Linked DNA regions of Homo sapiens: region 2 is linked to region 1. A link is an interaction called in ENCODE POLR2A ChIA-PET data of the cell type or tissue named here. Cell type or tissue: IMR-90. All regions are shown on one strand. Links, peaks and the distances in the headings refer to the core of each region. The heading gives the core; the rest is flanking DNA.

Region 1 (15,912 bases), core at 3,023-11,022:
AATACTGACACCACTGATTCCTAGCTGGGTCTCCTTGGGCAAGTCACCTTGCATCTGTGAGCCTTGGTTTCCTCATCTGTAAAATGGGGATAGCCATGGGCCACACTCACAGGTTGTTATGATGGTTAAGTGAGGCAATCTATGTAAAGGGCTGGACTTGGCTCCTAGCACATAATAAGTGCTCAATAAATGTCAACTAGCTCCTTTCCACTACATATCACCCCTATCCTGGGCTAGATCCTGGGGTCAGGCAAGGGAGCGATGGGAGGAGGGGTTACCTAGGCAAGGAAGGGGGTGGAAGAGTGCTCTGGGCAGTGGGAACAATATATGCAAAGGCTTTGAGGTGGAAGTCTTTGAGGGAGCAAGGTAGAAGCTTCAGGGGGAGCTGGGACCCTGCTATGCCCCCAGCCACCACAGTAGGCCCCTTCCTGTTAAGGCTGTGAGGTCCTGAGCCAATGAAAAATGAAAATGGAAATGGTCCCAGAAATTGCCACCAAGGCATTTGCAGCTGGAGAGGAGGCAGTGTGGTGGAGTGGTCAGAGCAGAGCCTCCAAGCAGCTTGCCTGGGTTGGATTTGTGGCTTATCACCTACTGGCTGTGAAACCTTGGGCAACTTACTTAACCTCTTTGTGCTCAGTTTCTCCCTCTATAAAATGGGGCTAAAAATACCATCTGTCTCAAAAGGCGAGGGTAAGGATTAACTAAGGTAATATTTGTAAAGTGCATAGATCAGTAACTGGCACATGGCCCAGAGTTCTGTAAGTGTCTATTAAATGAATAAAGAAAAACATGTGGCAGCCTTAGGGAGGTGCCACTCAGATCTTCTCTGGACTACAGTCACTGAGAGCCTCCAGCTGCAACACCTTTGCAATCTGCCATAGTTGTCAGCACAGCCACTCTTCCAGGACAGGCCGGCTGATGACTGAGCATGGTGGGAAACTAGGGTCTGCCCTTCTGTCGAGCACGGGACTCCTCTACAGGAAATCTTTGCACAGGAGCTCCCTGTTGGGTTGGCTAGGACTTCCTTAGACCTGCACCATGGCCTGAGGCTCCTCTTCCCCAATCTTTCTTTATTCCACCTCTCCTTTCACAGTATCAGACCTGCATCCCTCTCTGAAGGCTCTCCTCCATTTCTCACGGTGTTTTCTCAATAAATCTCTTACACTTACACCTCCATTTTCACATCTGCTTCCCGGAGGACCAAAGTGACACAAAAGAAAACACAGCCTTCCTCAAATTTCAGAGGACCTGCCACATGCCCTTGGGCAAGTCATCTCTGTGATGAGCCTGAATGAACAGAGCTGTGAGTTTGTTTCATCCTGCTCCTACCCTCTTTTCTTTGGCTCAGAGGAGGTGGGTCTGATAAAATACACTGGAGAAATGGCAGAGTAAGTGAAGCTTACCGGAGAGAGAGCCCCATCAGCGTGGAGCGGATGCATTTGTGGCTACTCTCCTCCTTGGAATTCATACAGAATTCCATTACCGGGTCTGGACAGCAGCTCAGGGACCATCTTGTCCCATTCCCATTTGACAGACAAGAAAGCTGGGGCCCAAAGGGGAGGGCAAAGGGAGCAGAAGCAGGGCTGGAACTGGGCTCCTGACTCCCAGGTCAGTGCTCCTTCCTGACCCCATAGAGTGAAGCCAGTGAATCATAGGATGCCCCAACCCCTCTTTATGGATGTGCAGGGTGAGGCCCAGGGTGGCTCTGCCAGCCACCTAGGGTCACACAGCCCTGAGACTCACACCTAGACCCTGGGAACTGCCCTTCTTCCTGATGGGCAGGGCACAGTTGAAATATGGAAGATGCCAGAGCAGACGAGGTAGGCCAGAGAGGGCTAAGCCTGCAGCCAGCTAGACCTATTATGCCAAGACCTGGGGCTCCTGGGCAGGAAGGCAGTAGGCCATGAAGACATGGGACACTCTTTAGCTCCTCTGTACAGTGACTATGTAGCCATGAACCAGTCATTTCAATAACAGCACCTTCTCCCATGAGGCCATGGTAAGGCTTAGATAAGTGAGGATATGTAAATAGCAACTGTCAACATTTATCAAGTTATTGTGTGCCAGGCACTGCTCTAAGCACTTGATGCCTATATTATCATTTAATCCTCACTGCAACCTTGTGAGACAGGCCCAATTTATACACCCATTTTACAGATGAGAAAATGGAGGCACAGAGAATTACACAGTCGGGAAATGGCAGAGCAGGAATTTAAACTGAAAATAGGCTGACTCCAAATCCCTCAATCTAAAGCCCCAGGCAAGGTCACCTTCTTCAAAGGGAAAGTGCTTAGCACACTGCCAGGCCTGTGGGGTGGCTCTGTAATGTTGCTGGCGATGTACTAATAATTATTATTGCCACTGGGGAAATTCACAATGCCAACTTCCCAAAAGTCAGAAGAATGAATAGTGAATATCCTGACATGGTTTACTAAACTTCAGCATTTCTTCTATTTGGAAGTAAGTGACAGTTAGCAAGTGCTCAAGATAAATATTTGTTGAACTATTTTTTTTTTCCTGAGATGGAGTCTTGCTCTGTCACAAGGCTGGAGTGCAGTGGCGCGATCTCAGCTCACTGCAACTTCCACCTCCTGGGTTCAAGAGATTCTCCTGCCTCAGCCTCCCTAGTAGCTGACACTACAGTCGCGCGCCACCATGCCCAACTAATTTTTGTATTTTTAGTAGAGATGGGGTTTCACAATGTTGGCCAGGATGGTCTCAATCTCTTGACCTCGTGATCCACCCGCCTCAGCCTCCCAAAGTACTGGGATTACAGGCGTGAGCCACTGCACCTGGCTGAACTGAAATATTTTATGATCTTTTTGGAAAACACAAAAAGAAGGGAGAGGGAAACCCCATAGTTCCAGACCCTTATTTCACTCTTTTGTGTGTGTTTATTTTTGTTTTGGTTCATGGTTGTGAACGTGCTGTGAGAGGTTTCTGTATTCTGCACCCCTCACTTAACACATTTTATGAGCTTTTCTCCCCAAATGAGAATTTTTAATGGCTGCAGAATACTACATGGAGTGAACGTCTTCTTCACAACCCTCTCCTTGCTTTCTCCAACCCAGGGTTTTTATTACCATCTCTGATGCTGCAGCGAACATCCTTGGGAATAAAAGTTATTTCCTTATTTCATGTGACTTAGAGAAATTAATTCCCCACAGTGAACTTCCTGAAACCAGTAAGCTGGGGTGGGGGGAGGTTTGGGGGACAGAAGGCCCTTCCTGGTGTCCTAGTGATGAAATTCTGCTGGCCATTGTGTATTTCATCCATACTTAAGGCCTCCTCCCCTCTGAAGGTATTTTGGAACCTCATCTTCAGGGCTCAAGGCTTCTTCTCATATGCTAAATGCACCCACACCACCTTCCAACCTGTGGTCAGAGACCTGGGGTTCTATCCTCAACCCGACACTAGTGGGCTGCAGGACCTATTAATACACCATTTCTGTGGGGCTTCCTTTGATCAGTTAAGGGGTGGATCACTATCTTGCCCAGTGAGAACAGTCCAGTCCCAGCTCTGTCAAAAGTTGCTGTGACCTATATTCCTTTTTAAGGACTCTGGGATCCGTTTTGCCATCTCTTAGATGTGAGGTTGGAGAGGTAGAACCATCAGGCAGGTGGAGGTGAGCTAGATGACACCCACTTGCCTTATTTACCCACAGTGAACTAGGCACCCCTAGAGGACAGAGATCCAAGTACCCAGCACAAACTAAAAAATATGGCTATACCACAATTGTCAATGACTGAACAAATAAGCAACTTCCTCTATGTAAACAGTGAAAAGTTATTCTCCAACCAATAGGTCTACTTAGTCACAGTTGTAAGCTATAGTTATAGGCTGAATCTCACCCCTACAATCATTCATTCTTTCATTCACTCATTCATTTGGGATTTATGGAGTAATCTCTGGGTCTGGCCCTGCTAACATGTTGAACTCATCTTCCTTCCCTTCTTGCTGTCCTCAGCTGCTCAAGCTCATTCCTGCCTCAGAGCCTTTGAACTTGTGAAGCCTCTGGCTGGAGCACTCTTTCCTGGGCTCCTTCCATGGCTGGCTCAAGTCTAGGTGCACATGCCACCTCTCCCAGGAGACCCTTGCTGGTCACCCTGCCTAAAGGCACCATCACTCTCCATCATCTCACCCTGTTTTATGTTCCTCACAGCACTGGTCAACTATCTGAAAATATATTGTTGATTTAAGGATTTTCTTGCTTGGTGTCCATCCACTCAATGAATGGACAGCTGCAAGATCAGCTGCAAGAAAGCAGGGACCAGAGATGCCTAGTTCACCACTCATTCCACAGAATCCCACTAACATGTAACAAATGAGCGCTGCATGCTACAGGCAAAACTGCATATATAGAACCCTCAAGCATTGAACTCCTACCATATGCCAGTCACCATTCCAAGCCCTTTATATGTAGTAACTCTTCTAACACTCCCAACAACACTTAGGTAGTGACAATTATTATTCCCATTTTATAAGTGGGGAAATTGAGGCACAGAGCGGTTGAGTAACTTGTCCAAGGACCTATGGCTAATAAGTAGGGGAGCTAGAAGACCCTCATGCACACTGTTAAGAGTGTGTTAAGCCATACATGGGACAGAGTCTTTGTCCTCATGAAGCTCAGGGACCAGTGGGTGAGTTGGCCCAGTCTGCAATGATGGAAGTCAGGGACACCTCCTGGAGGAAGTGACCCCTCGGCTGAGTCTTGAGAACAAGTAGGGGTTTCCTAGGGTGAAGTGCAGGGAAGGACTCTGGGCAGTGGAAATGGTATACAGGTCAAGAGAGCTGCAAGCCCAAAGCACCAGTAGGCACCTATGGCTGGAGCAGAGAATGCATGGGCGTGCCATGAGTCAAGGGTGTGGTCACTTCAACTCTCAGTGACAGAGGTTTAAAAAAGTCCCATGGGCAACATGGTGAAACCCCGTCTCTGATAAAAAGACAAAAAATTAGCCAGGCATGGTGGCGCACCCTGTAATCCCAGCTATTCAGGAGGCTGAGACAGGAGAATCACTTGAACCTGGGAGGCGGAGGTTGCAGTGGGCTGTGATCGCGCCATTGCACTCCAGCCTGGACAACGAGAGCGAAACTCCATCTCAAAAAAAAAAAAAATTCCCATGGGCAAGATATGAGGCAATGCAACAGGAAAGATGGTGGGGGACCTCTAGACCATGCAGGGCCTTGGCAAGATCAGGGGCCCCCATTGTTTTGGACCTGCAATGTTTTTCAATGTTTATATATAGGGAGTAAACTGCCTTAATTCCTTATTTCGGTCAGGGAAAACAATCTAAAACCATACAGGGCAAATTCAATGGCAAACCTTCTGCTTCCACATCCTTGCATCTTTATGTCTTTTGAAAATATTCAAGGCCAACAGATCCTGCATTGGAAACTCTAACTTATTATTATTATTATTATTATTTTGGAGATAGGGTCTCGCTCTTTCATCCAGGCTGGAGCGCAGTGGTGCCATTACAGCTCACTGCAGCCTCGAACTCCCAGGCCCAAGCGATCCTCCCACCACATCCTCCCAAGTAGCTAAGGCCACATGTGTGCACCACCACACCTGGCTAATTTTTTTTTTTTTTTTAACTATTTGTAGAGACAAGGTCTCACTATGTTGCCCAGGCTGGTCTCAAACTCCTGACCTCAAGTGATCCTCCTGCCTCAGCCTCCCAAAATGCTGGGATTACAGGCTTGAACCACCACGAGGGGCCCCAGTTTTATTCTGAGACTTCTGGGCTACACCTCAAGGACCATGATAGGCCCTGATTCAGTGGTGCCCAGAGGCCACTGAGGTCTCTGGCAATTGCTGCTGACTCACTGCATGACCTCAAGCACCTCCAAGCCCTCTCTAGGTCTTAGCCTGCAAACTGGTATTGGATGACCCAGTCCCAAAAGGACATCCCCACTCCACCAGCCTTGCATCTCATAACCAGAATTCCATTGACAGCGAGAGCCTGGAATTCCTAGAGTCTGATTCTGGGACTCTTGTGCACTGGCCATCCCACACTTGCTAAAGCAGGTCCGCCACCATGGGGCTTTGCCCAGCACCCTCTGGGCAGGGGGCTGAGCTCTCCTGCTCCTTGGTCCTGCCAAGATATGGGGGCTCCCCCAGGTTTGGGTCGGACTGGGGGTGGCGGGTCTGCTCAGATCCTTTTAGAGACAAAGGAGCTGACCTGCAAAGAGTTCCAGCAGGAGCCCCGCTCCCCCTCCCTTCCCCCCTCTCCCTTCCCAGTCCACGTGTCTCTATTGTCTGCTCCCCGCTTCAGGGAAAGACACTGCCTCGGATGTGTCAAAACCACCACCCCCCGGCAGCAGGAAAATTAATTACTGGACGATTTTCACTTCCTCTTGCAGCGCCCGCCTGAGCTAGGCACCGGAACAGGACCAACCGAGCAAGGCCAGGCATCGGCGTGGGGGACTTGCTCCCCCCACCAGTTCTGGAAGAAGAAAGTTGAACCCCAAACCCAACAGGGGGCTCCAGTGGGAGCCCGAGCAGGGGGGAGGGGAGACTTACTCTAGTGAAAGCTGAGCGTCCACCCTGGCCACTTCAGAACTGGGGGAGAGGGAGAGGACTGGAGGCGGGAGGGTGGCCGCTGGCCAGTGCGCACTCTTTCCTCTGCATCCCCTTCCCTGCGGCCCCATGTGCCTGAACCCCGCCTGCTCGGGACCGCTTTCCCTCCGTTCCCCTCGGCTTCCCCCTCTCTTTTGCACTTTTCTTTCCCTTTCTTTGCATCCCTGGGGGGGTTTCCTTTTTGTGTGCCTGGATTTCTCTTTTCCTCCCGTGGGTGTGTGTGTGTTGCTACTTCTCTCCATCTCTGTCTTTCTTCTCTCTCTGTTTCTCTCTTGTGTCTTTTTGTCCTTATCTTGGTCTCTCTGCTTCTATTTCTACCTCTCTCAGCGTGTGCGTCTCTCTTTCCCTGTATGTCTCTGTCTTTCTCCGAGTCTCTCTTCTTCTCCCCGCCCCCCTCACTCCCCTTTCTCCGTCCCTCTCTGTCTCTGCGCCTTTCTCGCCCTCACTTTCTCCCCTCCTGCCTGCTCCGGGCCTGCCCCCACCGCCGCCGGTTCAGGGGAACGTGTGCGGAGCGATTGTCCTGGGGGACATTTGATGGATTAGAGCGCCGAGCGGTTCCATTGCTAGGGGACCACCTGATCTCCAGCCTGCGTCCCATATAAAGCCGGCAGCCGGAGTGCTGAGCGCAGCTCCCGCGATCCCCTGTCTGCGCGCCGCCGCCGCCAAGCCCGAGCCCGAGCCGGGGCCGCCGCCACCGGTGCCGGCTCCGAGCGGCCTCCCGCGCTCCAGCCCGCTGGGAGCTGTCCAGTGCTGAAAACCCGCGCGGACACAGCCGATCGCGCCCGGCCGGCCGCCTCCCCGCACCGAGCCCCGCGCCGGCCGCGCCATGCCGCGCTCCTTCCTGGTAAAGAAGATCAAAGGGGACGGCTTCCAGTGCAGCGGGGTGCCGGCCCCCACCTACCACCCCTTGGAGACAGCCTACGTGCTGCCTGGCGCCCGGGGGCCTCCCGGGGACAACGGTGAGTGGGACCCGGCGGGGGCGGGGGGTTGGGAGAAGAGGCGAGGGGAGCTGGGGCCCTCCCCAGCTTGGGCCACGAGGAGGGGCGCGTGCGACAGGAAACCCCCGGGAGGAGATCTCTCTGGCCGTGGGCTCCTCCCGGGCTTTCCAAGGGCCGTGCGGGCGGGGCAGGGGCTAGGTCGTACAAAGGGAAAGTCGCGGGGTCGGCCCATCCCGCAGCCACGCGCCAGCCGGGACTTTGAAAGTTGTGGCCCTCAAATAGGGCTAGAGTGAGGGGGTGGCAAGAGAACACAGACGGGGCTGCTCGTGAAAGGCCAGCGCTGGGCACTGAGGCACAAGGCACTTTGAGGGTTCCCTCTCCCCCGTTGAGGAAGAGAAGCTGGCTGCCCGGGAAGGGGGAAGGTAAAGAGCCCTGGATGTTCAGTCCCTGGAGAGACAGGGTTGGTTCCCTGGGGGTGGCTGGGGGCGCCCTCCCTCCCTTCAAACCTGCTCCCCTGCCGATGTCACACAAGTGCTCTCAGACCCCCTCTCTCAATAACTCTTTTGTTACCCTCAGCCACATGCCTGCCAAAGGCTGGGCCTGTCCTGGGGACTGCAAGAAAGAGAGGATTTCTGGGAGGGGTTCCCCCAAAGTGGCTCCTGGTCCCCTGGATTGCACTCCTTCCCCATCCCCAGCTTCTCAACCCCCTCCAGAACCAACCCTGCTGCTCCTCGTAAGCCCCCTCCTCACTACACATACACACACACACACACACACACACACACACACACACACACACACTCCATCTCTTCTCAGAACAAGTTCCTGCAGGGACAAGGGTTTGAGGAACAAGAGAAGTCATTCAGGTGCAGAAGGGGGTGATCTCTGGAAGGCAGGGGAAAGTGGAGACTGCTTCTGTGGATCCCATCCTCCACCAAGGGGATCACAAAGGGGTTCTCCCCTGATGGCCCCCACCAGGGCAGGTGTCTGAAGAGGAGGTGTCCCTTTGGTAGTGAGAGATCTGACATCACATGTGGCAGCTTTGGGTTGTGTGTGTGTGTGTGTGTGTGTGTGTGTGTGTGTGTGTGTGAGAGAGAGAGAGAGAGAGAGATGGGGGTGGGGAAAGAGAGAGAGAGAAAGAGGGAGATTGAGAGAGGAGAAAAGAAAGGACTGAGGATGAGGGGGGAACTGAGATGGCAAAGACAGGAGCCTGGGAGGATGGGGGCTTCCACCTCTGGGATTTCCAAGCACTTCACCCACATTCCATCACTCTGCCACACCAGGTAGAGAGAGAGAGAGTGCTGGGCAAAGGGCTTTGTGACCTCATCAAGGTCAAAGAAGTTACAGAGTGATCAGGGATACAGCTACAGCCCCTCATCCACTGGCATCCCCCAGACCCTTAACAGAAACCCCTTCTCCTCTGCCCACATGTCCCTTATTCTACTGTCCTCTTTTCTTGATCACAGGGCCTCTTGAGGTGGAGGTCAGAAGCCCAGGGACATGGCTGAGCAGGGCTGAGGGCTGGCAGGACAGAGGGTGGACCTGGGGCCATGCCAAAGCTGGAGAGTGTGCGCTCAAAGCTGGTAGAAACTGAAATATCTGCAAGCTTGGGATATGGATCTCTTAAGGGACTGACACTGACACAAAGCTCTGGGATTCCACCCCCTGAAGCCCCGTTGGTCCTGTCCCCAGGCCAGCTGAGGAAACCCAGAGAAGCCCAGAGAATTTCCCATGCACAGCCAAAACTGCAGGCTGTTCCTCAGGAGGGAGGCAAGAGAATGCCTTGCCTTGAATTCAGTCCAAAAAAAAGCTTTGAAAGGAGCCCCTGAGTGAATAGTGGGAAGCAGGGCGGGTGCAGAGCCACCAGCAGGGTGTTTCTGCAGAGGTTCCACCGGGTTTAACACCCTAGAACCACCTCTGTCTTTGTCCCCTTCCCCATGGGTCTCCAGACCAACTCCCTCACCTCTCAGGAATCCTGAGGCTGTGCTGATAGCCAGAAACCTGGCCTGAAATTTGGAGGCCTGGGCTCTAGATCTCTCACATGCTGTGTGACCTTGGGCAAGTGCCTTCCCTTCTCTGGTCCTCAGCCTCCCCAGCAGTGAAAGAGTTTTGATGGCATAAACTAAGCATCCTTCCAACTTTGACAAGCTCAGCTTCTGTGAAGGTCAACTATGGAATGTCAGGCACTGGAGATGCCTGCACAGGGGTCTAACAGGATGCTGGGAGGCCACTGTCAGGGTTTCCTTAGGGCTCCACTGAACATACGCCACCTGGCTGAGGGTAGCGGCATTTCTGGGATCGGGCACTTTTCTTGGCTTTGGTCTCTGTAGGCTACCCCATAGTGAGGACAGGCACCCTGGCCTGGCCACCTTGGCAGTGTCTGCAGTGGACGGTCAGTGCCAGAGACCAAGCCTAGGTATGACTGGGAAATACAAAGTCTGCCTTGTCTTGTTTTCAGGGGCCTCTTCCCTCCCTGGGGTGCGGCCAGACTGGGCAGTGAGGGATCCCTTATTCCCTGGGCGGGTGGAGGGTGCTGGGGGTCTGCTGAGAGCCCGCCGGCTCCTGGTGGCCCGTTGTCTCCGCTCTGCCGGAAATAACCTTGCTGAGCATTTGAGGGAAGTGTGAAAAATTGCTGAGCCGACGTTTTTCTCTCTCAGCGTGTGTAAGTGTGCTGGGTAAACAAGGAGAAAGAGAGGAGGGGGGGAAGATGAGGAGAGGGAGGGAGGAGAAGCAAGGGAGGGAGGGAAGGAGAGAGGGAGGGAGGGAGGGCGGGGGAGGCCTGGGGCTGGAGATAGTTCCAGTTATTAGAAAGATCTTCTTACAAGCCATTCCTGCAGCTCGGGCTGCAGGGTCAGGATGAGGCTGGCGGGAGGGAAACCTGGGTCGGGGGAGCAGGGGTTGGGGGAGCCTGTGAATGTGGAGGTCAGAGAAACCACAAGCTCCTAGCTGATAAAGATGCAGAACCCCAAATTAAAGAGGTGTACCCCAGCTCTGGGAATGCCTGAGAATGCTGGAGAATTCCTGGAGGACTCCTGCTCCTCCTCCATACACACACACGCACGCGCGCACACACACACACACACACACACACACACACACACGAGCAATGCTCTTCTTTGCCTTCCTACTCCCTTTCAGCCTCTACCGCCAGGCAGAACAGAGGGTGCAGCAAGTCTGTCTGTGCTCCAGGGTCCCCCCAAGCCCACAGAACTCCTAAACAGGGAAGGGGAGCCCCTCAAATGAAGAAAGCACCAGGTCTCTCTGCAGAGCTCCCTGATAAGTGGGAATAGATCTAATTTCATTGTCCCCTCAAGTAAGATGCCTCTCTTGCTCCTCCACTGCTTTCCCTTCCCCTCTTCTCCCCTGGGTGATTCTGAGCACAGACTCAGTCTTTCTGGGAGATGCCAACTTACATCATCCTAACCCTCTGCTAACCTCACCCTCCAACTCCACCAGGCCCTCCCCACAGACCGGGGCCCCCATCTGAAGGATACTGGGACTCTCAGCCACCCCAAAGAAGGTGGCCCACCCACATGCATGTCAGTGGTCTCTGTGGGCCCCTGCCAAGAATATCTTCTGGAGTGTCTGCCTCCCCTCCACCTTAACTCCGAACCCCAGCTTGGAGCCAGGCCCCCCTTCCTCTGCATCCCCGCCCTGTCCTGCCCTCCTGCCCTCTCAGAGTGCATCCAACCCAGGCAGATGAGGGATCAATGCCAATCCAATAACACAGTTGTCTGCCCTCTGCAGCTACATTAAGCCTCCCCCAGCAAGCTGAGGAAACTCTCCTACTTCTACCCATGGGCTTATCTAGCTGACCACATTAAACCAGCGCCCACTTCCTCTCACTCCCTCTGATGGTGCCGGGTAGTCGCTCCAGGCCAAGCCCGGGAGCCCGGCCCAATGTCCCCAGCTGCCACACATCCATTCCACACCTCAGAAAGCTCCTCTGGGGAGCAGCAATGCAAAAGGGCTTCCCCAGTCTTTTGGAAGAGCAAGCACAGAGAAGGCTGGGGAGGTGCCCATGGACACACAGCAGACCCATCTGAGTCTTCTCTAACCACCCCTTTCCCTGGTAACTTGGCCTTGGTCCAGGTCCAAGGTCCAGGTTAAAGACATGTCAGAGGCCCAGGTTCAAAGTCTAGGTCAAGGTCCAACATTCAGTCCAACATCCAAGTACAGATCTGAGGTCCAAGTCCAATGCCTACGTCAAACTTCAGGTATAGGACCAGGTCCAAGGACTAGGTCCAAGGTCAGTGTCTGAGGTTATAGGTCCAGGTCTGCTATCCAGGACAAATCCATGTCCAATTTCAAATTTCAATACCTATGAACAGGTCCAGGGCAAAGTGCTGGGTCCAGAATCAAGATTCAGGCCCAGTTTCCAGTCCAAGGTCATTGTCCAGATCCGCTCTCAAGGCTGGGCTGAGTTCAAGTCTTAGACTCACCATTAGCCTTCTGTGTGGCCTTGGCCTAGTCTCCCCTCTCCTCCCAGCCTCTGTTTTCCTTTCATAATATCAAACGGTTGAATATGATCTCTTTCAGCTTTGACCTTCTAGGGACCCAGAAATCTAATATTCCTGTGAATTAACAGGGCTCAGTGGAAGTGTGGAATGATGAGGCCCATGTGAGATATGGAATCTGGGAACCCCTGATTTCCTCTAAAGCCTGGGGTTACGAGAGGGACGTGAGGGTCCTGAGCTGAGCTTCCACACTTTAGATAGTCTCAGTCTTTGATTGCTGAAGGAGGGCCAGAGAGTACACCAAGTCCCTTATGTCAGTACAGCAATCTACACATCCCAAAGGCACTCTCTGGCCACACAAATCCACAGTGGGCAAAGGGCAGCGGGGGGCAGGGGAGGATTCACTCCAACCTACAGAGGCAAAACTGAGGTCACAGAGAGGCCGTGACTTGCCCAAAGTCACAAGAGCATAAACGGTGCACCCTGTCACACCTCCCTAGTGGGTGCTACATCCACAGGTTTTAGGGGCCCCCACAGCCTGGAGGCCCTCTGCCGGGAGAGATGGGGTCCCTCGGGCCTCTTGGTCTCTTTCCCAGCTGTGGACTCCCCTGAAGTGAAGCGTCTACTGCCAGGCCAGCCTTTGGATAGGGAGGGGTTTGGAATGGGCCCTCTGAGTGCACCCTTCTAGAGAGAGAGGCGGCAGAGCAGAAAGTAGGAGGCCGGGGGAAGAGGTGGAGCACTGCACAACACACCCAGTCTCCGGAACGAGGCCCAGAAAGGGCCCACTGGAGATCCCCCCCGAGGGAGCAGGAGGCAACTCTACGAACCCAGGCTGGGCAAATGAAGACCCTGAGCCACTCACTCTCATCTCCATACCCCCCTGAAAAATCTTTCCTATTGATTCCTGCAGAGCTCTGGACCTCCCTGTAGGCCACAGGAATTGGGTCACAGTCAGGAAAGACCAGAATGTGGGGAATTCCAAGAGATGGGGGTGGTGGGGAAAAGCCTTGAAATTCTCTCAAAGTTCCTTGGGCCTGGGTCAGTGGGCATCAGCCCCAAGCCATGCAGCGTTGGTCATGTTGGGCCAGACCTCACTCTGTCCCCTGCTCATTTGGGCACAGGGACCTCCTCCCCGTGGGCAGATGTACCAGCTGCCAGGCCTTTGGAGGAGGTGGGTGTCATTTCTGGTCCAGTGCCCAGGGAACCGCTAACAAAGATGCTATAATAAGGGGAGGGGGAGGTACCCAGCCCCTTTGCCCAGCTCTGTGAGCAGACAGGAGAAACTATTTTTATCCCGCTTTGCTGCTGACAGACCTGGCTTTCTGCTCAGCTGGCTGGAGCTGATTCTCGAGGCCCGAGGCCCTGGCACAGCAAGAAGCAGCTCTAAATATACCCATACAGCAGCTCCTCCAGCCCCTACCACCCAGCAGGGCCCAGCCCTCCTCAGGAAAGTGGGCCGCCGGGGAAGCTGGCCCCCCACCAGGCCCCTGTCTTTTTCTGCCCATTTTAGGACAGAGAGGTGAGGCTGAGGCTAGGAATTCCCTGGAGAAAGTTTGGCACCTTGGGAGTCTGGGAGAGACTGGGGAAAGGAGTCCTGGACTGAAAAAAAGGAAAGAAAAGGAGGCCAACCCAGCTCTGATGAGAACTTGTTTTGTGACCTGAGGTGGGTCAAGGCCTTTGTCTGGGCTTCAGCTTCTGCAGAACAAGGGCATGGAGGGAAGTGACCTTAGACATGAGCTAATGTGCACAAAGCATTTAGCAGGATGCCTTGCACCAAGTAAGTGCTCAGTAAGTGATAGGCATTACTGTTATTAAGTATGATTTACAAATACTTACAAGAGGCTGAAGCATTTTCCACAACAGCTTCTCCATGCCCCCACCACCCCGTGCCCCCACCCACCCCACCACAGGCTAACTAGGGAGTGTTTGAGGAAACGCACCACCCCTTCCCCTACCAATTGAAGATCTCTTCCCCAGCAAGTCTCCATGCCCTCTCTGGTGTTTTGGAAAAAACACAGGCCTTGGAGGGTTTCAAACCTGCCGCCTCCCTCTCAGTGACCTTGGGCAAATCCTCTCCCCTCTCTGGGCCTCTGGGCACAGGGCAATGTCTGGCTCACAGGGAGGCTGGTGCTAGTTGGAAGCACCAGCAGTAGCAGTAGCAGTATTTGTTACACATCCCCCTCCATCCCCGCAGGGGGTCAGGCAGCTAAATGAGACAGTGTCTGCAGAGGGCCCAGCACCTTAGTTCTCATAAATTTCCCTTTCACCACTCCTTTGAGTACCGATTTTTAAAAAGACAGATTCTGGACCTTCAGTCTAAAATATCAAGACTCTTGGGCAGGGAAAACCAAAGTCATTTCCAGGTGACATGTGCACATCTCCAAAGTATTTCTGGGCCCTCCCCATATCCCTACATGACAGGGGTGCCTCTGGTCCACATTCCTCAAATGGAGGATTTGAGCCCAGATAAGTTATGCGACTTACCCAAGGTCACATGGCTACGGCCTGAATTCAAGGGCTAGGATGAGAGATCTCACCTGAGATTCTCTTTTCTCTGAATCCCAGCTCATCCCTATCTCTGTGGGAACCCAAACAAGAGTCCTGTCTCACCCTGTCAGTTGCAGGATAGGTATCTCAGCCTTCTATAGTCACTCTTAGGGCAGAGGAAGGTACCTGTCTGGGTTCCATGCATTAGGTTAAAGTATGGCTTTTAGTGTCCTAAAGGAGTCTCCAGGGTTGAGGCTCAGAGAGGTGAGGTGGTTTGCTCAAGGTCACACAGCAGCCTAAGACACCCATGTGTATCTCCTACTCTCTGGCAGATTAGAAGGATATATCACCAGGAAACACAGGAATACTACCAGTAACAATAATAACAGCTCAAGAGGGCAGCTATTATGTGTCAGGCATTGTCCTAAGCACTTTACATGCATTCATTTATTCAGCCTTATTATGAACTCCCTTATACAGGTGTGGCAGAAAGATGTTAAGTAACTTGCCCAAGGTTGCCTAGGGAGATGTCTGTGAATCTGAGGAAAACGGGGTGGAATTGGAGGAGCTGGGAGTGGAGGGGACAAAGAGCATCATGGAGGGACTGATTCAGCCATGATGCAGAAAGGGTCTTTAGACCATTCCAGTCCATCTTTGTCATGTATAGATTCCGCCCAGAAAGGTTAAGCAACCTGGCCACAGTCACAAAGCAAGTTAGAACCACCTCCTCCTAACATGACCACACAAACTCTCACAGGATGCTCTCAACCCATGCCAAAATCCACTGACTGGGTGTCTGGTCTGGGCTCACAATTCCTATCCTGAAGACACTTCTGCAGCCCTCCCTAGGCAAATGAGCAGCCTTTGTTGAAGGCACCCCTATTTCTTCATAAAGAGCCCCTTGCAACAGGAGGAAAGTCAACAGCGCTGAGGGCCACCAGCAGAGGGCGCCATGGGCAGAGCACCTCATGGAGAACGCTCTGGTTCACTGATGGAGCTCCTACTATGCACCAGATATTTTCCCATCAGAACGTGAAATAGAAATTACACATCCCGGGTGAGGAAACAGAGGCCCAGAGAGGAGCAGCACGATGTGTTGGGGCAGATGCCAAGAAAGCTGCAGCACAGAAACCCATCTGGGGAGATTGTTATTATTGTTCATAATAACAGCCAACATGCGTGGTGGATTTAAAATGTGCCAGCCACTGAGCTGGAATCCTGGCTCTAACTTATCAGCTGCACAATCTTAGGCTTGTTACTTAGCTTCCTTGTGCCTTGGTTTCCTCTTCTATAAAAGGGTACCTACCACCTTGTGTGTCATGGGGGTAGAATGCTTTCATGTGTGGAAAGCCCTTGTAAGAGTGCCTGACACAGGAGTGCTCTGAGAGTGCTGGTTATCATTTGTTTATATACTGTTTACTGGCAGACCCCTTACTGAAACGGTAGAGTC
Region 2 (10,658 bases), core at 1,790-9,789, 220 kb after region 1:
CTCGAGCGCGGAGGCCAGGCCCACCCCGTCCCAGGCGTCCGCCACGTCCGCAGGCTCCCGGAGCCGCCTCCCCGAGGGGTATCAGCTCTCCCGAACTGCATTCACCGTCGCCGGCTTGATTGACGCGCTGCCCGCGTACCGCCGATGTAATTACCACACAGTTCTTCCTTTAAGGTGCACAGTTCAGTGATTCTTAGAAAATTCACAAAGTTGTGCAGCCATCGCCGCTGTCTGATTCCAAAACGAAACCCTTACCCATTAATAGGCACTCCGCGTTCCCCGGTATTCACGACGCCTGGCAACCACGAATCGACTTTCTGTCTGTCTTCTGCCACCTATTTTAATGTTATTCAATTGTGTAAAAGCGGCCGGGCACCATGGCTCGCGCCTGTAATCCCAGCGCTTTGGGAGGCCATGGTTGGAGGATCGATTGAGGCCAGGATTTCGAGATCAGGCTGGGAAACACAGCGAGGCCTCATCTCTACAAAAAGTTTTTAAAAGTTAGTCGGGTGTGGAGGCTCGAGCCTGTGATCCCAACGACTCTGGAGGCTGAGGCAGGAGGATCGCTTGAGCCCAGGACTTAGAGGCTACTCTATGATTGCGCCACTGCACTCCGGCCTGGGTGACAGATGGAGACCCTATCTCAATAATAATAATAAGTAAATAATTGTATAAAAAGCGCTTCTATTTTTATACTCTTTTAGTTTGGACAATTTCTGTGAAATCATGTTTTTGTTGCACATGATGTTCTCAAATGTTTTTCATTCAATAAATACATGACAGTTAAAATTATGAATGTACACCGTGAACCAAGTTAAATAATCTTTTTTCCTTGAGGAAGACTAAGGTGACTTTCCCTATTTCCAGTCCTCTGATGGATGGTGCCCGTAACAGAGCCAAACACGTTATTAATACAACCCACATATTTTGAGGAAGCTCCTGGTATCTATATTTTATTTTATATTTTATTTGGGCTCATTTTCTGTTTTTCCCTTTTTCTTATGTTCTGATACTGAATGGAAGTGGAGCTCTGAACCCTTTGGCACCGTAACCCTTTAATTACTGGTGTTTGTGTGATGTCTGTCCTCATGGCATAACAGTCAATGCCCTAGGCAGCATGGGTCTTGTGACCTGTTGGCAGTGCAGCTGTGTATCTGTTGCAAGACTTTACCCCCTCTAGTTTCCTTGATTTTGCTTCTCTGGATGAATGGGACAAATTTAAAGATGAGGTTTTTTGTTTTTGTTATTGTTTTGTTTTTTAATCATATCAGAGTATTGTTGGCAAAGTTACTAATGCTAGAATCCCTCTTTTGTAGCGTTTATAGTCAGATTGGTTTACTTACTAGACTGTTTTTTTCCATTGTAGTGAAACATTCTTTCTTGGTACCTGCTTTTTCCAGGTAGTTAACAGAATCTTTGCTAATTTGGATACTGTTTTGTAGAAACTACTAATGAAGACCTCCAGAAACAGAGGCTAGTTTGTTTTATTTTGTGTTTAATAGAACTCTTACCCAGACTGAAATAAGGTTTTCCTCTCCTGCTGTGGTCTTCTGGTACAGACGTGGAGTTAAAGCATTTTTTTTTTTTTTTTTTGAGAGATGGGATCTTGCCCTGTCACCCGGGTTGGAGTGCAGTGTCACAGTCAAAGCTCACTGTCATCTCCCAACTCCTGGACTTAAGTGCTCCTCCCACCTCAGCCTCCTGAGTAGCTGGGACTACAGGCATAAATTTTCAAGTTAATTTCCAATGTCAATATCAGTAGTTGTGGGTGGGTGTAGGGGTATGTCTGTCTCCCTCCCTCCACACAAAACGGCCCCCCCCTTCCATTGTTTTAAGACTAGCATTTCTTAATTTGAGCTTAATTTCAGTTTAAAGACTGTAAAGCCTTTATGATAATGCAGGCTTAAACCAAATAATCAGTATGGAATTTTGTACGCTCACACGAGATTCCATTATATAAATTAGTTGATCCAAGTTAGTATTTGTTTTGGTGATATGAAAAAATATATGAAAAAACTTTTAGAGGAGGCATGGATAGTGGTCATCTTTAGTTGTTATCGTCCCTTCCCAGTGTATTAAGTGCCCTAATCCAGGTGATTTTGGACATGCCTATTACTCTGAGGGGGCAGAAATCTTTACCTGGATTCTGTAGCCAGAGTTGGGAGAAGTTTAAGCCAATAGTGGGTTGTGTCATCTTTATCTGAACCATTAAGAACCACAGTTCAGATGAAGTGTCCCATTGTTAAAATTAGCATTTTAGGGAGTTGAGTCTGATCTCCCTCCCTGACTACAAAACCCTGTTGCAGTTGTTGCTATACCTATTGCTGTGGTGCCCCTCAAATAAAGTCTGCTTTGCCCTCTTTATAAATAAATAAATAAATAAATAAAAATAAGCGTTCTAATGAAGAGTAGGCCAAAGTCATACCTATCTTCCTTTGTTGAATGAATTACTTTTCAGGCATCAGGGATTTATTTATAGCAGTCTTATATTTTGCAGCCAGCTGTAGGACGGTCATTCGTTCCATCATGGTTATGATAGCCAAGACCTCTACTATAAAGGAATTTGGAAGGTATCAGCTTTGGAATAATAGTGCACTATCTTGTAAGTGGGGCAATAAAGAAATTGGAGAAGAAAGGATTGAGGGAGATTAGAATGACATACATTCTACCTCTAGATGAAATGTGGGCTTTTATTCCAAGCCAGATACAGCGTTCTCAAGTCCAGAAATGTGTGTCCTGCTCTAAATCTATAAAGTTTATCTCGAAATACAATAGATAATAGGCATTTATTTTAATCTTTTCCTGAACATCCCAAGAATAGCTCTATGATGTTTCTCTTTCGGAAATAAACAGGATGTCTGTGAATTTGTCTTTCAGTGGAGACGCTGCTAACTCCCTCCCTGTGTCGTCTAGCAGTTGATCTCACTCTGTAATTCATACATCTTTAGCTCACTTGAATTTTCTGTTTCCTCTTCCCTTTTTATGTCACAGTGAGAGCCTATACATTTAGTTGGAATAAAGTATTTGTCAGAGTGGCACACGTGGGAGTGCTTTCTCCATCTGCCACTGACATTTAATCACTAGGCTGTGGGGTTGAGGAGGGTGGTGTTGGGGCCTGAAAAAAACAGCAGCCGAAATCCACGTTGGGACAGCATCCTCCTCTGGGAAACACCGGTAGTGTTAGAAACAGGCCAAAGAGTCTGCAGATCTGTTTAGAGAGTTCTGCAGTGAGCATCACCTTAACAGTATGGGAAAAATAATGTCATTTACTGCAAGCCAGTTTTTTCCAGAGGAACAATAACTAAACTAAATCACTTACTATATTCTGCACGTATTTGTTGCGTTCCCACAGAGTGCCAAAAATTTTGAAATAGTAAGTAAATTTTGAAATGCAGGATTAAAAGTAGAATTGGAGGCCAGGTATGGTGGCTCAACGCCTGTAATCCCAGCACTTTGGGAGGTCGAGGTGGGTGGATCACTAGAGCCCAGGAGTTTGAGATCAGCCTGGGCAACACTTTTTTTCTCTACAAAATATATATACGCAAAAATTAGCTGGGCCAGTGGAGCTTGTCTGTGGTCCCAGCTACCTGGGAGGCTAAGGCAGGAGGATCACTTGAGCCCAGAAGGTTGAGGCTGCAGTGAGCCATGATCGTGCCACTATTCTCCAGCCTGGGTGACAGAGTAAGACCCTGTCTCTAAAAAAAAAAAAAAAATTGGAACAGAGTCTTAAGAGAAATGAGTTATGGGAGGTATGATTTGAGGATTTGAGTTCAGAATTAAGTAACATTCTGGCAAATGGTTTGCCAAAACCTCATGGAAATTCAGTTGACTGCATAGTGGTTTTTTTCCCCAAGATACAAGATTTCCTTTCTCCCAGATTGCCGAATAGCTTATTTAGAAAGAGAGATGGGGTGGATGTATGTCTAAACAAACTGAAGAAAAATTATCATACTCTTAGCAAATAGGTTAACAAGACTTCTGAATATCAGCTTCCCTCAAGCAGTATTCAGTATTGCCACTCAAGTGCTGTCAATTTGTGATGTGTGGAAAGTGCAGGGGTACTCCCAAGTTAAAAAAAAATTAAATATGTTAGGTTTTTTCTCTTTGTTGGAAATTAAATTCTTCTCATGGTTTGCCTCCACCGATGTTATATAAAAAGGCTTCTCTGTTTCCTGCATGTTTTTGACCCCTCTTGAAAACGTACAGCCTGGTCTTCCAAAGGATGGCCCTCAGGCCCAAAGTAAAATCCCTCCCTGTCTTCCTCCTGAGTACAGGATAAACCCAGACTCCTTTGCGGGATGAATCCAGCCCAGCCTCTTTTACTGCGGTGCTACCTGCTTCTGTTCTCTCCCTTTACCTGGCACTTCAGCTTCATAGAACTCTTTGTTTCCTGGACATGGTGTTTCTTTCATGTGACAAGGTCTTTGCACATAACTCTTCTGCCTGGAGTACTTTCCCCTTAACACACTCTTCCCTGTGGCAAAATTTTCTTTAAGAACGTACCAGAGCCCAGTGTGGTGGCTCACATCTGCGATCCTAGCACTTTGGGAGGTTGAGGCAAGAGGATTGCTTGAGCCCAGGAGTTCAAGATCAGTCTGGGCAACATAATGAGACCCCACCTCTACAAAAAATTTTTTTAAAATTAGGCATGGTGGCATAGAAGGCTGAGGTGGAAGGATCGCTTGAGCCCTAGAGGTTGAGGCTGCAGTGAGCTATGATTGTGCCACTGCACTCCAGCCAAGGCAACAGAGTGAGACCCTGTCTAAATAAATAAATAAAAATTAAAAAGAAGGGCCAGATGCGGTGGCTCATGCCTGTAATCCTAGCACTTTGGGAGGCCAAGGTGGGCGGATCACCTGAGGTGGGGAGTTCGAGACCAGCCTGACCAACATGGAAAAACCCTGTCTCTACTAAAAATACAAAATTAGCCAGGCATGGTGGTGCATGCCTGTAATCCCAGCTACTCGGGAGGCTGAGGCAGGAGAATTGCTTGAACCTGGGAGGTGGAGGTTGCGGTGAGCTGAGATCGTGCCGTTGCACTCCATCCTGGGCAACAAGAGTGAAACTCTGTCTCAAAAAAAAAAAAAAAAAAAATTAAAAGAAGGATCCAGAATATATTCTTGGTGAAGCCTTTCCTGACTGCTTTAGAAGTAGTCATTCTTGGCCAGGTGTGGTGGCTCACTCCTGTAATCCCAGCACTTTGGGAGGCCGAGGCAGGCAGATCACCTGAGATCAGGATTTCAAGACCAGCCTGGCCAACATGGCAAAACCCCGTCTCCACTAAAAATACAAAAAATTAGCCAGGCGTGGTGGTGAATGCCTGTAATCCCAGCTACTCGGGAGGCTGAGGCAGGAGAACTGCTCAAACCCAGGAGGTGGAGGTTGCAGTGAGCTGAGATCGCAACACTGCGCTCCAGCCTGGGCAACAAAGAGCGTAACTCCGTCTCAAAAAAAAAGAAGAAGAAAAAAAGTCATTCTTTCCTCTGGATTTTCATAATCCCTCAGATTCTATTATATATAATAATTGTTTGTGTCCCTACTGTGAGCCCTTCAAGGGCTGGGAGGGAGTAATTCATCTTTTTATCCCCAGTACAGTGCTTAGTACAAGTAGACACCCATTAAGTGACAGACTGATGAATGACTGGACAAATGGGCAGGCGGATGAATGGATGAATGGATGAATGGATGAAAGGACACACCTGAGTCAAGAGCTTGACACATCTCATGAACAATTGACTAGGTGTTATGCTGACAGAAGAAATTGGAGATTTTTTTTTGTTTTTGAGACAGAGTCTTACTCTATCACCCAGGCTGGAGTGCAGTGGCACAATCATGCCTCACTACAACCCGCCTCTGCCTCCTAAGCAGCTGGAATTACAGGTGCACGCCGTCACGCCCACCTATTTTTTGTAGAGACAAGGTTTTGCCATGTTGTGCAGGCTGGTTGCTCTCCAAATCCTGGGGTCAAGCAATCTGCCCACGTCGGCTTCCTAAAGTGCTGGGATTATAAGCATGAGCCACGTCTGGACTAAAAACCATGCCCGGCAGTGGTTTTTATTTTATTATATTTTTATTTTTATTTTGTTTATTTTTTTGAGACGGAGTTTTGCTCTCGTTGCCCAGGCTGGAGTGCAGTGGCGTGATCTCAGCTCACTGTAACCTCCGCCTCTTGGGTTCAAGTGATTCTCCTGCCTCAGCCTCCCAAGTAACTAGGATTACAGGCACCTGCCACCACGCCTGGCTAATTTTGTATTTTTAGTGGAGACGGGGTTTCGCCATGTTGGTCAGGCTGGTCTCGAACGCCTGACCTCAGGTGATCCGCTCGCCTCGACTTCCCAAAGTGCTGGGATTACAGGCATGAGCCACCACGCCTGGCCTATTTTATTTTATTTTTTATTTATTTATTTTATGAGACAGAGTGTCACTCTGTTGCCCAGTCTGGAGTACAGTGGCATGATCTCGGCACACTGTAACCTCCGCCTCCCGGGTTCAAGCGATTCTCCTGCCTCATCCTCCTGAGTAGATGGGACTACAAGCGTGCACCACCACACCCGGCTAATTTTTATATTTTTAGTAGAGACAGGGTTTCACCATGTTGGTCAGGCTGGTCTCGATCTCCTGACTTCAGGTAATCTGCCCACCTTGGCCTCCCAAAGTACTGGGATTATAGGTGTGCCCAGAAGGGGTTTTATTTTTAATGATTTCTAGGTAGGTAACCATTTAATTTGGCTTCCAAACTGGGACATATTTGAGAATACAGGGAGCAGAAAGGGTTTGCTGTGAACAATTGTGCCAGGACTCTAGGTATAAACCAGGAAGATCTCAGACAGATGAGGACAAATGGTCACCCTACTAGGTTACCAGGAAACAGCAGTCAAGCCAGGAGGACAGGTTTACCGAGGTGAAAAGTTACTCCTATTATCTTTCTGTCGCACTTCCAATTGCACATGGCTCCAAACCAGCTAGTGCCTCTGTTTATGTGGGTTTTACGTTTCAGGTCTCATAGGTAGCTCACCTGTGACTTATTAGTACCAACTTTAATTTATGTTAATAATGGGCCAGACCTGATGGCTCATGCCTATAATCCCAGCACTTTGGGAGCCTGAGGCAGGCAGATCACTTCAGGTCAGGAGTTCGAGACCAGCCTGGCATGGTGAAACCCTGTCTCTACTAAAAATACAAAAAATTAGCTAGGTGTGGTGGCAGCATGCGCCTGTAATCCTGGCTACCTGGGAGGCTGAGGCCCGAGAATGGTTTGAACCCAAGAGACAGAGGTTCCAGTGAGCCAAGATTGCTTCACTGCACTCCAGCCTGGGAGACAAAGCAAGACTCTGTCTCAAAAAATAAAAATAAAATAATAATAATAATAATAATAATGTACAGCTTTGTCATAGAAACAGTTTGTAGACTCACAATGGTCTCAGACTAGAACATTGCTGGGGAAGATGCTTGGTGTCCCTTCTAAAACCTAATGTACCTTCTGTTAGTTATTTCTAAAATCTGCCCTACCTTCTGGTGATATCTTCCACTTCAAATGAACTCTGGTGCCTTGCACCTAATATATACTACATAAATATTTTTTAATTAGTCTATTTACTGTCAAATGGAAGGGCCGTATCTCCTGGCCTTTCTTCTGTACCCTTCATCCCAGCCCCTGAATGTCCTCCATTTCCTTTGTGTGTATACACATTTAGTTTTATTGTAACAAGGCAACTCGTACACTTTTTTTTTTCCTTTTTTCTTGTATAAGCAGGTGAATCCATGTTCTTTCTGCCTTTTTTTTTTTTTTTTGAGACAGAACTTGTCACCCAGGCTAGAGTGCAGTGGTGTGATCTCAGCTCACTGCAAGCTCCGCCTCCCAGGTTCACCTCATTCTCCTGCCTCAGCCTCTCGAGTAGCTGGGACTACAGGCGCCCGCCACCACGCCTGGCTAATTTTTTTGTATTTTTTTAGTAAAGACAGGGTTTCACCGTGTTAGCCAAGATGGTCTCGATCTCCTGACCTCATGATCTGCCCACCTCGGCCTCCCAAACTGCTGGAATTGCAGGCGTGAGCCACCGCACCTGGCCTAATTATTGTATTTTTAATAGAGATGGAGTTTCACCATGTTGGCCAGGCTCGTCTCAATCTCCTGACCTCAGTGATCCATCCACCTCGGCCTCCCAAAGTGCTGGGATAGGCCAGGTGTGGTGGCTCACGCCTGTAATCTCAGTACTTTGGGAGGCTGAGACTGGCGGGTCACGAGGTCAGGAGTTTGAGACTAGCCTGACCAACATGGTGAAACCCTGTCTCTACTAAAAATACAAAAAAAAAAATTAGCCAGGCATGGTGGCACGTGCCCGTAATCCCAGCTACTCAGGAGACTGAGGCAGGAGAATCACTTGAACCTGGGAGGTGGAGGTTGCAGTAAGCCGAGATTGCGCCTCTGCACTCCAGTCTGGGCAATAGGGCGAGACTCCGTCTCAAAAAAAAAAAAAAAAAAAAAAATGCTGGATTACAGGCACGAGCCACCGTCCGTGGTTGCTGTCGTTGTTGTTGTTGTTTTTGAGACGGAGTTTCGCTCTTGTCGCCCAGGCTAGAGTGCAGTGGCATATAGCATGATCTCGGCTCACTGCAACCTCTGCCTCCCAGGTTCAAGCAATTCTCCTGCCTCAGCCTCCCGAGTAGCTGGGATTACAGGCATGCGCCGCCACGCCCGGCTAATTTTTTGTATTTTTAGTAGAGACGGGGTTTCTCCATGTTGGTCAGGCTGGTCTCGAACTCCTGACCTCAGATGATCTGCCCACTTCGGCCTCCCAAAGTGCGAGGATTACAGGCGTGAGCCACTGCGCCCAGCCTGTTTTTTTTTTTTTTTTTTTTTTTTTTTTTTTTTTTGAAACGGAGTTTCGCTCTTGTTGCCCAGGCTGGAGTGCAATGGCGCGATCTGCAATCTCAGCTTACCTCAATCTCCGCCCCCTGGGTTCAAGCGATTCTGCTTCAGCCTCCTGAGTAGCTGGCATTACCGGCCTGTGCCACCACGCCCGGCTAATTTTGTATTTTTAGTAGAGATGGGGTTTCTCCGTGTTGGTCAGGCTGGTCTCAAACTCGCAATCTCAGGTGGTCTGCCCGCCTCGGCCTCCCAAAATGCTGGGATCACAGGCATGAACCACCGTGCCCAGCCTTGTTTTTGTTTTTAGAGACAGGTCACCAGGACACCTTCCTCCTTTTCCTCAGACTAGAACATTGCTGGGGAAGATGCTTGGTGTCCCTTCTAAAACCTAATGTACCTTCTGTTAGTTATTTCTAAAATCTGCCCTACCTTCTGGTGATATCTTCCACTTCACATGAACTCTGGTGCCTTGCACCTAATATATACTACATAGTTTAAATAAAATTTAGAATTCTGCTGGAGTGGAAAAGTCCAGTGCCTTGATAATAGGGTATTGCTCTGTCACCTAGGCTGAAGTGCAGTGGTGCTATCATAGCTCACCACAGCCTTATACTCCTGGGCTCAAGTGATCCTCTCGCCCCAGCCTCCTGAGTAGCTGGGACCACCATGCCTGGCTAACTTTTCGTACTTTTTGTAGAGACAGGGTCTCACTTTGTTGCCCAGGCTGTTCTCGATTTTGTGGACTCAAGTGATTCTCACACCTTGGCCCTCCACAGCACTGGGATTACAGGTGTGAGCCATTGTACCTGGCTTCCTTAACTTGTACACTTTTTTTTGTTTGTTTGTTTTTGAGATGGAGTCTCGCTATGTCGCGCCCAGGCTGGAGTGCAGTTGTGCGATCTTGGCTCACTCCAGCCTCTGCCACCGGGGTTCAAGCAATTCTCCTCTTTCAGCCTCATGAGTAGCTGGGATTACAGGCGTGCGCCACCAGGCCAGGCTAACTTTTGTATTTTTAGTAGAGACGGGGTTTCCTCATGTTGGTCAGGCTGGTCTCGAACACCTGACCTCGTGATCTGCCTGCCTCAGCCTCCCAAAGTGCTGGGATTACAGGTGTGAACCACTGTGCCCGGCCTTTTGCTTGTACACTTTTAACATTTAAAGCAGAGTATCATCTTTACAGTGAAAGAAAAATAAAATTTAAAAATGAACAGGAACAAAATTACAATACAGAATTCAATTCCAAATAAGATTCTACAGGTTATGCTGATTGTCCTAATCAAGTGGTGAGGCTCAAACCATCATTAAGAGAGAATTTATTGGTTTATTGATTTATTTAAACTATATATATATGGTTGAGGCTGCAGTGAGCCATGACTGTGCCACTACACTCCATCTTGAGTGACTGAACAAGACCCTGGCATCAAGGCATTGGACTTTTCCACTCCAGCAGAATGGGCTTTGCAGGAAAAGGAAGAAGGTATCTGGAAGCAATAGGAGACAAAAGTAAAGAAAAGGCAGATGTGATGGGTGCTGCTTTGGGTTTAACTTGAGACACCAAAGATAGGTAGGTCTGAAGCCGAGAGAATTTATTTATTTATTTATTTTTCTTTTGAGACAGAGTCTTGCTCTGACGTCCAGGCTAGAGTGCAGTGACGCTATCTCGGCTCACTATAACCTCCACCTTGCAGGTTCAAGCGATTCTCCTGCCTCAGCCTCCTGAGTAGCTGGGACCACAAGCGCCTGCCACCATGCCCGGCTAGTTTTTTGTATTTTTAAAGTAGAGACAGGG

What was found. Peaks named below come from ENCODE experiments on the same cell type or tissue, not always from the same donor. Only the 100,000 strongest peaks of a DNase experiment are listed, where the experiment ranks them.
Region 2: POLR2A ChIA-PET joins it to region 1 with 20 read pairs; 2 of 35 experiments call an interaction of 5 or more read pairs at or near these places.

What each region holds. Positions count from the first base shown.
Region 1 is chr20:667,096-683,007 of GRCh38, reverse strand. SCRT2 (scratch family transcriptional repressor 2) reads left to right here and starts at 7,206. Exons shown (of 2, transcript NM_033129.4): 1 at 7,206-7,539. The coding sequence starts at 7,407. RefSeq lists a silencer at 7,257-7,336 and an enhancer at 9,465-9,978. In IMR-90, for the core only: a CTCF peak has its summit at 9,764; a DNase peak (open chromatin) is centred at 7,277; H3K27me3 peaks cover 4,613 bases.
Region 2 is chr20:451,370-462,027 of GRCh38, reverse strand. The region is part of intron 1 of TBC1D20 (TBC1 domain family member 20); the gene reads left to right. Among named protein-coding and RNA genes, the nearest start is that of TBC1D20, 5.8 kb to the left of the region's middle. RefSeq lists a silencer at 1-112. In IMR-90, for the core only: no CTCF peak of the experiment used is centred there; no DNase peak of the experiment used is centred there.